Linked DNA regions of Homo sapiens: region 1 is linked to region 2. A link is a contact called in ENCODE Hi-C or POLR2A ChIA-PET data. All regions are on one chromosome and are shown on one strand. The core of a region is the stretch at or near the end of the contact, and the rest is flanking DNA. Distances in the headings are between cores, read along the strand shown. Region 1 overlaps TCEA3 (transcription elongation factor A3). Region 2 overlaps LUZP1 (leucine zipper protein 1).

What was found. A loop is a pair of places that touch in the nucleus more often than their neighbours do. ChIA-PET counts read pairs that join two places held with the same protein, here RNA polymerase II (POLR2A). Pooled maps may share reads with other maps.
Region 1: a loop to region 2 is called in a pooled map, with 2.0 times the contacts of the local background. The contact joins two enhancer-like sites. A Hi-C loop is called at or near these places in 1 of 168 maps with a recorded cell type or tissue (MCF 10A) and 5 of 50 pooled maps. POLR2A ChIA-PET finds 5 or more read pairs at or near these places in 4 of 52 experiments (CD4-positive, alpha-beta T cell, PC-3, PC-9 and 1 more).

What each region holds. Positions count from the first base shown.
Region 1 is chr1:23,400,044-23,406,355 of GRCh38, reverse strand. The region is part of intron 5 of TCEA3 (transcription elongation factor A3); the gene reads left to right. Among named protein-coding and RNA genes, the nearest start is that of TCEA3, 22 kb to the left of the region's middle. RefSeq lists an enhancer at 2,277-2,326. Within about 2 kb of position 3,240, at least 31 of the 41 ENCODE cell types and tissues checked have a DNase peak (open chromatin) inside an H3K27ac peak, as active enhancers do.
Region 2 is chr1:23,115,099-23,121,885 of GRCh38, reverse strand. The region is part of intron 1 of LUZP1 (leucine zipper protein 1); the gene reads left to right. Among named protein-coding and RNA genes, the nearest start is that of LUZP1, 50 kb to the left of the region's middle. Within about 2 kb of position 2,870, at least 3 of the 41 ENCODE cell types and tissues checked have a DNase peak (open chromatin) inside an H3K27ac peak, as active enhancers do.

The sequences.
Region 1 (6,312 bases), core at 1,991-4,490, 280 kb before region 2:
TGTGAGAGCTGCAGAATTATTTTAAGCCTAATGTATCAGTAAGATTGCCATTGGAAAGAAAATTAGAGACACAAAAATTAGGTTGTTTAAGGTTTTATGAAGATTCAACGGGCCTAGGCTGTATTGCACACCTCCAACATGGCAGCCAGCTCCAGCTGATGCATGGAAGCTATCTGGAGTGCTGATTGGAGAGGGAGTCTGAGGCTGTAGAAAAAGTTCTGTAGTCAATTAGCAATGTCTGATGTGGGTCAGGCCTAGAAATGGTGGTTCCAGTGTCATCCTGGTTCTAGACCAGTGGATCTCAGCAGGGGTCATTTAGAAATGTGTGGAGGCGTTTATGGTTGTCACTATGACTTGGGCCAAAGTAGGGGTAAGGTGAGAAGGAGGGGGATACTCCTGACATTTCGTGGCAGGAACCAGAGATGCCAAGTGCCCCGGAGAGTGAAGGACTTTCCTGGATAATGAAGCGTCATCCTATCCCCAGATGAAACACTGGTCACTAATGACATTCTAGGTTTGATGCTGTAATCAAAACACTCGACATTCATGTAAGGATTTGAGCCTCCAGACTCCTCTCCTGACTTTGTCTTCATGGTCTTGAAATCTCCTGGCTCCCTCCCCTAATGCATTCTTTCTCTGAAGGTCAGTCAAACAGAATCTGTTTGTCCTTCCAGAAGCTGTGCCATTTCCTGCTGGTTCAGTACTGAGGGTAGGAAACCAAAAGGGACACAAGGAAGTCTCATTAATTTTTTTTTTTTTTTGAGATGAAGTCTCGCTCTGTTGCCAGGCTGGAGTGCAGTGGCACGATCTCGGCTCAGTGCAACTTCCATCTCCCGGATTCAAGTGATTCTCCTGCCTCAGCCTCCAAAGTAGCTGGGACTACAGGCATGTGCCACCATGCCCACCTAATTTTTTGTATTTTTAGTAGAGACGGGGTTTTACCATGTTGGCCAGGATGGTCTCGATCTCTTGACCTTGTGATCCACCCTCTTCGGCCCCCCAAAGTGCTGGTATTACAGGTGTGAGCCACCGTGCCAGGCAGCAAATCTCATTAATTTGTCTCCTACCCAGACTGTTTCCTGCATGATTTACTTCTCTATTTCATTTTTCTCTTCCGTTCTTTCATCCATTCATTGATTTGGCAAGCACATCTATTGAGCACTTCCTTGCAAATTCAACATTCTCTGGGGATCAAGAGCACATGCATACACGGGGTGACTAGTGGAGATCATGGCAAACTAGAAAGTATGTGCCTGTCTGAAGGGGGCAGCCACTACCCCACTGCAGCTGATTGTTGCTTTGGGGAAATGCAGGTCCAGGGTGCCATGTCTTCCAATTTTTTAAAGAAAAGCCAGACACCTAGATTTTCATATGGAACTCCCCGACACCACCTTTTCTGAGACAGGATCTCACCCAGGCTGGAGTGCAGTGGTATAAACAGGGCTCACTGCAGCCTCAACCTCCTGGGCTCAAGCAATCCTCCTGCTCCAGCCTCCCGTGTAGCTAGGACCACAGGTGCACACCACCACACCCAGCTAACTTAAAAAAAATTTTTTTTTTGTAGAGACAGAGTCTCACTTTGTTGCCCAGGCTGGTCTCGAACTCCTGGGCTCAAGAAATCCTCCTGCCTCAACCACCCAAAGTGCTGGGATTACAGGTGTGAGCCACCGCGCCTGGCCAAAACTCCCAGTTTTCAGTATCAGCAACATATTCACATTTTTCTAAGACACAATAGGGAGACAAAACATATTTGTAGCTCACCCATTTTTGACCTGTAAGGCCAGGCAAAGGTTGAAACTCATCACCTCTCCCTTCTTAGGGCTAACCATGAGTGCAGAGGCAGACACCAAAATGCATGTTTTTAGAAAGGGGTAGGTATAAAACACCGTGGGAACATAGGAAGCATGTCTCAATATGACTATAAAAGTCAAAGGAGGCTTCGTGGAAGAGAAAGTATTTGAGCTGAGAATGGAAAGTCAATAGGAGGAGTTTGGGAGGCGAGTCAGGAGAGTCATTTCAAGCAGAAAGAAATGGCACACCCAAAGGTGTGGAAGTGGGAGTGAGCACGATGCTCTGGGAACTGTAGCTGGAGTACCAGGAAGCAGACCACGGAGGATACCATGTTGACAGGGGAGAAAGTTGACTGTTCTCAGTTGTCCTTTTACCTGGCTATCAGAATGATTTGCCATTTGCAGAGCATGCTCGCTGATGCAGTAACTGAAATGCCCTCGAGGTGGCGCACAGAAGCAGCGGGCCCGGCCTCCAGATGCCTCTACTCAGACCTGGGGCAGGAGGATTTTCTAAGGACTGGTGCGGTGCGGGCACATCCGGGGAGCAGAAGGAAGCTGTTGATAAATCCAACCTCCCACCCCGGCCGATGATGCCCTCTCTGCAGTTTGGCTCAGTTCCCAGGCGTGTGCATTGAAAGCAAAATGAGTGTGGCTGCCTGAAATGCTGCCCAGACACGAATTCCAGCCAGCCAGCCAGCTCCTAACCGGGGAGGCGGGACCAGGGCTGGGTGTGCCCTGCCAGGAAGGTGGGAAGAAATGCTCCAAACAGCCTAGTCTTGCTCAGGTAGGAGGACTCTGGAAACCTCTCTTTTAAAGACACAGTTGATGTGTTGAAAAGAATTTGGAAGGGCGACAGGCAGGTTCGTGGTCTGACTATACCCTTTGCTAGTTGGATGGATAACTTGGGGCAGTAACTTGGATGGATAATTCAGTTCAGCTCTCTGAGCTTCAGTCTACTGATCTGTAAAATGGAGACAATTATGAACCCCTTTCAAGGTCATTGTGAGGATTAAATGAGGTAATGAAATACCCAGCACTGTTCCCAAACCATGTAAATGCTCAATAAATACATAATACTTTGTAATAATACTCATATGAAACCTGGTTATCTATGTAAACTGCCTAATACTTTGTCACTTAGTTGCTTTCATCTGCCCCATAAGATGGGTACTATTATTATTCCGATTTTACGTGTGAAAAAAACTGAGGCACCTAGGGGTTAAGGAACTCACCCAAGGTCACATAGCTACAAAGTGTTGGTCTCAGGCTGTGAACCTGGGAGTTTGGCTCCAGAGACTAGGTTCTTAATAAGTAAACCAACTCAGTGCAGTCGTTTCAAAAACGACCACCATTATTACTGTCATTCGTTGGGGCTCCTTCAAAGCAGCATGCTGCAGGCTCCCCTGACAGTTTTCCTGTGGTGAGTCATAGCTGTTGAGAATGTGCAATGGCACGCACAGGTCAGCGAGACACCATCCCAGCTGCAGGAGATGGCGTTGCCTGGGTCCTGGGAGTTGACAGAGGCTGGCTTTGAGAGAGATCCCTCTCGTACTCCCAGAGAGAGAGATCCCTCTCTTAGGCCCAGAGAGTGGGGCCACTGTCCTTCCAAAGAGGACCTTCCTCTTTCCACATTTCAGCCCTGGGGGACCCTCTGGGTGTGCCTTTCATCTCTCTGTGGTCAGTTCCTCAATTCATCATGTATTCATTCATTTATTCATTTATCCATCCATTTAGCAATGATGTATCAAGTGTCCACCTAGAGCACTGTTACAGGAGCTGGAATGCAGTGGTGAACCCGTGACAGGGTCCCAATACTCTGGAGCCTGTAATCTGGAGATGGAGGCAGACGATGTTTATAAACACATAAACAAGCTAATCATACACTTGGATAAGTGCTGTAAAAGCGAGAAATCAGGTGATGTGCTAGAGAATTACAGGGCGGGGACCATCAGCCTCAGCTGAGGTGGTGAGGGAAGGCCTCCCTCATGCGAGCTGAGACCTGGAGGAGGAAGAGCATTCCAGGAAGGAAGACCAGCCTGTGCAAAGGCCCGGCAGTGGGAGGGATGGGTATGTTTAAGGAACAGAAAGAAGCAGTGCTGTGGAGGCCTTCCGTAAACCATGCGGAGAGCATGGCATGAGATTACATCAGAAAGTGGGTAGGGGCAGGACGTGCAGGGGCTGGGAGGCTGTGGTGAGCTTTTGGTTTTGTTTTTGTTTGTTTTTTTGGAAACACAGTCTCACTCGGTCACTCAGGCTGATGTGCAATGGCATGATCTCAGCTCACTACAGCCTCCACCTCCCGGGTTCAAGCGATTCTTGTGCCTCAGCCTTTTGAGTAGCTGGGATTACAGGCATGCGCCACCATACCCAGCTAATTTTTATATGTTTAGTACAGACAGTGTTTCGCCATGTTGGCCAGGCTGGTCTCAAACTCCTGACCAAAGTGATCCTCCCACCTCGATCTGCCAAAGTGCTGGGACTTTAGGCATGAGCCACTGCACCCGGCCAGGAGTTTTACTTTATGCTAAAAATAATTGGAAGCTGTTACACCACCAGTCCCCAACCTTTTTGGCACCAGGGACTGGTTTCATAGAAGACGGTTTTTCCATGGACCAGGGTTTGTAGGGGATGGTTTCAAGACGAAACTGTTCCACCTCTGATCATCAGGCATTAGATTCTCGTAAGGAGCGTGCAACCTAGATCCCTCACATGCGCAGTTCACAACAGGGCCCACCTCCTGATGTGTGGCCCGGTTCCTAACAGGCCACAGACTGGTACCAGTCCGTGGCCCCAGGGGGTGGGAACCCCTGTGTTGGAGGGTTAGAGGCAGGGGAGTGACTTGATCCGCTGTGAATTTTTGAAAAGTCCCTCTGGCGGCTCTTTGGCAAATGGATTATAGTGGGGGAAGAGGACACAGGGAAACCAGTTTTGGGGCTATTGTGACTGTTCAGGTGGGAACCCTGTGACCAGGATCAGGCTTGGGGGCAGGAACATCCGTTTTGGATGCCAACAGCCCCGCGAGTTCACGCCCTGTCCAGCCTTTCCTCACCCAAACCTCCTGCTGCAATCTGACTCCAGGAGAAATCTGCTTGGATCTCAGCTTCCCTGTCCCTCCACCATGCTGCCAGGCAACCCAGTTGTCAGGCAGGGTCGGGTAGAATTAAGGCTAGATTAATCTAGGACAGTAAGTTTCAAACTGCATTAAAAATAAATAAAAGCTAGGAAATGAATCCCTTTGGACAAAATTTTTAGAAATTCAAAATGTAAACCTTACAAGAACAGAGTTTACCATCCCCAGCCCACCTCACCGGTATGCATGGAGGCACTTTTGAGGAACCTCAAGTCTCTAGAGAATGCAAAAATCCCAAAGGTCCAGGGGTCTGGGGTGAAAGAGGAGATCCAAGGTCAGGCCAAACAGCAAGAGGTGGGGGACAGGGAGGTCACCAGCAGAGTCCACACTGAGCTGTGCCCAGCAGGATGTTGGATGGGATTCTCTGGTAACTCCAGGTTGTTGATCCTGAGAAGCCTGGGCTACTCAGTTAGCCTCACTCTCAGACACAACTCCCTGGGCCTGAGAGACTTTGTCAGAAGTCCAGAATCCTCTTCTTCCTGAAAGGAAGTAGCATGTCCACAGCCTGAAAGTGAACATGAGAAGCAGCTGTGGATCCAGGCCCCAAGGCTGCCTGGCGCAGCTGCCCAGGCTGTGCACTGTATAATTACAGGAGGTACCAAGCTACTAATGTAAATGGTGCCTCCTGGAGTGAGGAAATGCAGCAGCTCTCTGGGCGCTTCCACAAGGGCTCAGTTTGGTAAGACCCTCGAGTGGGTCTTAATTTCACTCCAGGAGGGGACCTTAATTTTTTCAACTCTGATGAGTCCACTTTTTTCTCAACAGAGATATAGGGGCTGGCTGGCAGATTCTGATGGGTTATTGAAAAAGGAGGTGAGAAGAGCAGAGGAATGAAGACAGAGACTTCCTGACTTCCTGGCTCCTACCCTAAAGAATAGTGCAAAAACATCTTGGGAGGGAGGGAGTTGTGCAACTATCACAAAGTCTTGCCAGGCACAGTGGCTCATGCCTGTAATCTCAGCACATTGGGAGGCCAAGGCGAATGGATCACTTGAGGCCAGGAGTTTGAGTCCAGCCTGAGCAACATATTGAGACCCCCATTTCTACAAAAAAAAAAAAAAAGCCTGGTGTGGCGGCATCTGCCTGTAGTCAGTCCTAGCTACTTGGGAGGCTGAGGCAGGAGGATTGTTTGAGCCCAGGAGTTCGAGATTGCAGTGAGCTATGATTGACACACTTCACTTCTTCAAGGCTCCATTCCATCATCTGTAAAATGGGCCCAGTAATTTGTGACTTTTAGGGTTACCAAAAAGAATAAACAGCAGAGCAGTGGTAAATGGTGGCTTTTGTTTTACCATCCTTAACAAACCCCAGAGTCTGGTTAGATCCTTTCTCTCCAACTCCCTCTCCTTCTTACAAGCTCCCTCACCCTCACGCTCCAGCTGCATTGAGCCC
Region 2 (6,787 bases), core at 1,621-4,120:
CGTGCGCCACCACACCCAGTTAATTTTTGTATTTTTAGTAGAGGGGGGGTTTCACCATGTTGGCCAGGCTGGTCTCAAACTCCTGACCTCAGGTGATCCACCTGCCTTGGCCTCCCAAAGTGCTGAGATTACAGGCGTGAGCCACCATGCCCAGACTACTTTTTAATGTTTGAGGCAGGGTCTTGCTCTGTCATCTGGAGTGCAGTGACTTGATCTCGGCTCACTGCAGCCTTGACCTCTGGGGCTTAAGCTATCCTCCCACTTCAGCCTCCCAAGTAGCTGGGACCACAGGTGTGTGCCACTACGCCTGACTAATTTTGTTTTATTTTTTATAGAGACAAGGTCTTACTATGTTGCCCAGGCTAGTCTTGAACTCCTGGCCTCAAGTGATCCTTCTGTCTTGGTCTCCCAAGTGCTGGGATTACAGGCATGAACCACTGTGCCTAGCCTATGTATTTTAATTTTTAAATTTGGATAAGACTTTATATAAATTTCTAGGCCAGAAAAACCAATTTTGGTTTGGGTACTATATGGTCATTGTACAGGAACAGATGTAAATTAACTAGAAGATGTGATCTCTGCTCTTGAGGCATTTAGAATGGTATGGAGAAAACAATAGGCAGTACAAATTATTGAAGAAGTACAAAAACTATTACAGACTAAATTAGCTGTATATAACTACCTACCTAAGTGCCAAGGGGCTGTTTGGTCAGTAGGGTTTACAGCTCCCCATTGGAGCAGGTTTTCCCCTTATTTTTTTAGCTTTGTTTATAAAGATATAAGCCAGCAGCTTATAAATGTGGTTGTTTGTAATCTTGGGGATTTTTCTCCCTGGGCTGGTCTTATTTTTTGCTTAAGACATAATAAAATACTCTGGGTAACTGATTTTTATGGAGACGAGAAAAACTTAAGAGGTAGTCAGCTCAGTAAAGCAATAGCAGATAGTGGTCTGATCCACCTCGTTTGTAGAGGCCAGGGGAGTGGAGATGGTGGTGTTCTTGTTTCTGCCTCTTTTGGGCACTGAAGCAAGAGAGGCTAAATATGAAAGCCCTCCTTTAGTTGATATCAGCTTGCCTTAGGTTAGCAAAGTATTTAAAATATGAGCCTCAATTTCTTCAACATATAAAATGAATTTGATAATATCCTTATGGGGTCATTATTAAGGATTGAGAGTATGGATGTGAAAGTGCTTTGAACTATGAAATAATGTATAAGCATTAGGTATTATTGTCAGGCGTAGTGGCTCATGCCTGTAATCCTAGCACTTTGGGAGGTCGAGAGAAGAGGATCGTTTGAGGCCAGGAGTTCAAGACCAGCCTGGGCAACATAGCAAGACCCTGTCTCTACAAAAAAATAAAAATAAAAAAAATTAGCTGGGCATTTTGGTGCACAGATACTTGGGAGGCTGAGGTGGGAGGGTCTCTTGAGCCCAGGAGCTTAAGGCTGCATTAAGCCATGATTGCACCATTGCACTCCTGCCTGGGTGACAGAGAGACCTGTCTCCATATATATATGTTTATTTATTTATTAGGAGGTATATTATTTAGAGCGTAGGAGGCATGCACTTCTGAGGCCCTTGTCAGGATATCTTCTAGGGATCCTGAATTTCAGATGATTCTGGGCATTCAATAATTGGACTTCCTAGGCTGGTGCCGTGTCTCATGTCTATAATTCCAGCATTTTGGGAGGCTGAGGTGGGTGAATTGCTCGAGCTCTGGAGTTTGAGACCAGCCTGGGCAACATGGTGAAACCCCATCTCTACAAAACTTACAAAACTTAGCTTGTTGTGGTGACACATCCCTGTAGTCCCAGCTACTCTGGGAGCTGAGCGGGGAGGATTTGCTTGAGTCCAGGGGGTTGAGACTGCAGGAAGCCACGATTGCTCCACCGCACTCCAGCTTCGGTGACAGAGCACGACTCTGTCTTTAAAAAAAAAAAAAACTACCAACAAAAAACAAAACCTGGACTTGAGCTGGTGATAATAAGAAAAATACTTTTATTTAATGTTATTTGAAAGGGTTGTACATGAGGGAGATGAATTATTCTTTCTTATAAGTTTATATAAGTCCATTTATACATAAGAGTCTTCGTAAGTATAGGCACTTATAATTTTCAGTAGTTTGGCCATTGAACATTTACTGAACTGTTACTGTGTGCCACGTTCTATGCACATGCTTGGATTCAGAGATGAAATACATAATTCTGGCCTTTCAGGAGCTCGGGGTTTGGTACAGGAGAGTAACAAGTAGACAATTATAATACAGAATGATAAGTGCTATACTAGAGATAAACCTAGGGTTTTTCAGAAGGGCTTATTCTTACTTGATTCCTCTCAACATCCTCTCCAGACTTTGTTTAAAAGTTGTAAGAGATATCTTAATGAGGCCTGGAGAAATGAAGCAGTTTGCCTAAGGTCACACCCATAGCTTGTTATTTTTAAAGCTAAAACTAAGATCTGAGTTGTCATACTTGCTTTCACTTTCAGTTATGTCCTAGCTAATCAGGAGGCTGAGGCAGGAGGATTGCTCGAGCCCAGGAGTTCGAGGTTATAGTGAGCTGTGATTGTGCCACTTCACCGTAGCCTGGGCAACAGAGTGATACCCTGTCTCAAAAAAAAAAAAAAAAAAAAAAAAAGAGCTAGTCACATCAGGTCGTTAAAAAAAATGTTGACTGTTTATTTCACACTGTACCAGGCCAATGGCAGTACAAAAGAATAAGGTGGTCTATAATTATGGTGTAGTAGGGATAGTAAGTATAAAAAAATGAGAAATTAGCATCAAGTCAATTCAACTAATACTTTTGTGAAGCTCCACGTTAATTGCTACGGGGAATATAAAACAACATAGGACAACCTACCTGTGGCTTTTTCTTTAGGAGATGGTGTCAGATAAACCTGTAATGCAAAGTAGACTAAGAAAATTGCTCAAGTAGAGATACAGACAAAGTGCATTGGGAACATAGGCCCAAGAATCTTAGAATATTAGAACCAAAAGGACAGGTAGAGGTGATCAGTTCTAGTGGTCTTTAGTTACCATTTTGGAGACATGGAGCCCATTTGGTTAGAGAAATTTGAGGAACCTTGCAAAAATCAGGGAATCAAGTGAAATTAGGATGACAATATAAAATTTTCAGCTGCCAGGAAGAAGAGGACTTGAACTGGAAATAGGCAGCCTTGGATCACAGAAATAGAGTATTGTAGAACTGAGGCCTTTTTAAAGTAAAACCTAACACCTAAACTGGCCAAAGGTAGACCCACTGTACCTATGACAATAACCATGTTTTATTGTGTACAAAGTACTTTCACATACATTCTTCTGTTTGGTCCTTATAATCTTGTAGTCAAGACACATTGTCATTTCTGTGTTACAAATGAGGAAACTATTCTAGTAAGTTGGAGAGACAAGAGTAGAACTCAGGATTCTACTGCCCATTGTACTACCTGGTGTGTGAATGTGAGTGAGTTTTAATTTTAATTTTAATTTTTTTTTGAGATGGAGTCTTGCTCTCTTGCCCAGGCTGAAGTGCAGTGGTGTGATCTCAGTTCACTGAAACCTCCGCCTCCCGGGTTCAAGCAATTCTCGTTGCCTCAGCCTCCTGAGTAGCTGGGACTACAGATGTGTGCCACCATGCCTAGCTAATTTTTGTGTTTAGAGATGGGGTTGCACCATGTTGATCAGGCTGGTCTCGAACTCCTGACCTCAAGTGATCCACCCACTTTGGCCTCCCACAGTGCTGGGATTACAGGCGCAAGCCACCATGACTGTTTGTTTTTATTTATTATTTATTATTATTTTTTGAGATGGAGTCTCGCTCTGTCGCCCAGGGTGGAGTGCAGTGGCGCAATCTCAGCTCGTTGCAGCCTCCACCTCCCGGGTTCAAGCAAGTCTCCTGCCTCAGCCTCCTGATTAGCTGGGACTACAGGCGTACGCCACCACGCCTGGCTAATTTTTGTATTTTTAGTAGAGACAGGGTTTCACCATGTTTGCCAGGTTGGTCTCGAACTCCTGACTTCGTGATCTGCCCGCCTCGGCCTCCCAAAGCGCTGGGATTACAGCCGTGAGCCACTGTGCCCAGCCTCCTGTTTGTTTTTAATAATGTAGACTTTGACGTGAGACATGTTGGCAAGTGTGACTTAGTAAAAGAAGGAGATAGACATAGTTATAGCTACAAGAAGGAACTTAGGGCTTAGGGGTGGGAGGCAGAACTGGCACAGAGCCTGATTATTCTGACTTGGGCATCTTCCTTGCCCTTTTGGATGCTGCCTTATTATACCTCTGGCCCCACCCATCCACCTCTCTTAGTACTTATTTAAAATTATTTCTGCTGTAACTGGGCAAGTTACTTTCTCAAGGTGTTCCCCCCCCCCGCCCCCCCCCCCAGGGCTTCCTGATTGTGGGGGGGGGGGGGGGAGAGAGAGAGAGAGAGAGAGAGGAAAAAAAAAAAGAATGTGTACAGTGATGAAAAGAAAATTGAATTAATATGTGTAGGGTATATTTTCGTTCAGGCATTATGTGCTTAGGCATTTAATGTATATTTTTATATAATCCTTACAACAGTCCCATGAAGTTTAGATGTAATCTCTATATACAGTTGTGGAAACTGAGGTTGTGAAGTTTAATCACTTAAAGTAATATGTGACTGAATTAGAATAGAACCCAGATAATCTGACTTTCAATCCCATGTGTGGTTTTCCCTTATAGCATGTTGCCAGGGCAGCAGGCAGGATGGAGAGAGAGTGTGGAATAGAGACAAAGGGAAATTCCCTAGAAGCAATAAAATGGAAATAAACTTGTTACAGGGGGTAGAAATAATAGTGACCCTGTAAAATATGCCTTCAAATTAAAATAGCAGCAGAAAACCTTTTTCACTCAGGCTCTCTAATAGGTACAGCTTAGTATTCTTCTTCTGATACCACCAAGTATATAGAAGGGCATTTTAATCTTCCATTTTAAGAGATGAGATACACTTCTCCTAAGGGAGATGAGATGCATGTAAAACAAAAAACTTCTAGATTGATGCTCTGGGCACTTAACAGTCAGTACAAGGGAAGTCACATTCTCTGAGTTGAGTGTGAAGGTAAAAAGATTCGAAACCTTTGGGTGACTTGCACCTCCTAAGACTTGCAGCTCGTACATGTGACAGACAGTGCTAGGATAGTACCCTCATTAAACAAAAATAACAACAAAACTGATCCTCAACTCTACATTTTCCTTATCACTTTCACACAGGCAAACTTTTCTTTCTTTTCTTTTCTTTTCCTTTTCTTTTCTCTTTTTTCTTCTCTTTGCCTTTTTTTTTTTTAACAGTCCAGTGGTCTTTTACTTTTTTACACCTTCTGATTTGGCCAACTTTCTTTCATTCATTTATTTATTTGGAGGCAGGGTCTTGCTCTGTCACCCAGCAGTGATGAAACCATAGTTTACTGTAACCTTGAACACGTGGGCTCAAGCAATTCTCCCGTCTCAGCTTACTGAGTAGCTAGGACTACAGGCATATACCACCATGCCTGGCCAATGAAACAGTGTCTCACTCTGTCCAGGCTGGAGTATAGTGGCTCCACTCACTGCAGCCTCAGTCTCCTAGATCAAGTGATCCTCCCACTTCAGCCACCCGAGTAGCTGGGACTACAGGCATACGCCACCACACCTGGCTAATTTTTAAATTGTTTTAAGAGACAAGGTCTCACTATGTTGCCCAGGCTGGTCTCGATCTCCTGAGCTCAAGTGATCCTCCCATCTCAGCCTCCCAAAGTGCTGGGATTGTAGGCGTGAGTCACTGCACCTGGCCTGGTTTTATTTTTGGAGAGATGGGGTCTTGCTATGTTGCCCAGGCTGGTCTCAAACTCCTGGGCTCGAGTGATCCTCCTGCCTCAGCTTCCCAAAATGTTGGAATTACAGGCTTTAGGCACTGTGCTTGGCCTTGGCCAACTTTCTCTCCGTAGGTGAATAACAATTTTAGATGTGATTCTGTTGCTAAACTTCACAAACATGGGCAAGGAAGCCTAGTCTCAATTGTAGACCACTGGTTAGAAAAGGAAACAGCAGGGCCGGGCGTGGTGGTTCACGCCTGTAATCCCAGCACTTTGGGAGGCTGAGGTGGGTGGATTACTTGAGGTCAGGAGTTTGAGAACCAGCCTGGCCAACATGGTGAAACCCCATCTCTACTAAAAATACAAAAATTAGCTGGGCGTGGTGGCATGCACCGGTAATCCCAGCTACTCGGGAGGCTGAGACAGGAGAATCGCTTGAACCCGGGAGGCGGAGGTTGCAGTGAGCCGAGATCGTGCCACTGCACTCCAGCCTGGGCAACAGAGCGAGACTTTGTCTCCAAAAAAAAAGAGGAAGTAGCAGAGCCGGTTCTTTGAGTGCCAGCTTTCAAATAGATACATTAATCTCAACCTAGTTTTATCAATTATTTATTAATAAGCACTCCCAAAGTGCACAAAAGTTCTTAAGTTCTTTCTAATTCTGATCTTGTTTATACTCTTCTTTGGTAAGGTTTCTTTGGCAAGGTGAAAAATAACCTGACACATAGAGATGGGATTGCTGGATTCTAGTTTTGTTTGTCTGTTACTAGCTTCCTAAAAAGGTCTCAGAAGTCCCTTTGTTTGCTCATCTGTCATATGAGATAAGAGTATTTGCCTTCTCATCCTAAAGGTTACGTAGATTTAAAAAGTTATTCTGGGAGAATTAGAAGCACTTTCAGTTGAAAGACATTATTTTACAGCAGTCCTCTATCATAGATAGGTACTGAAATATCTATTATTGATGCGATTTAAGTATTAATG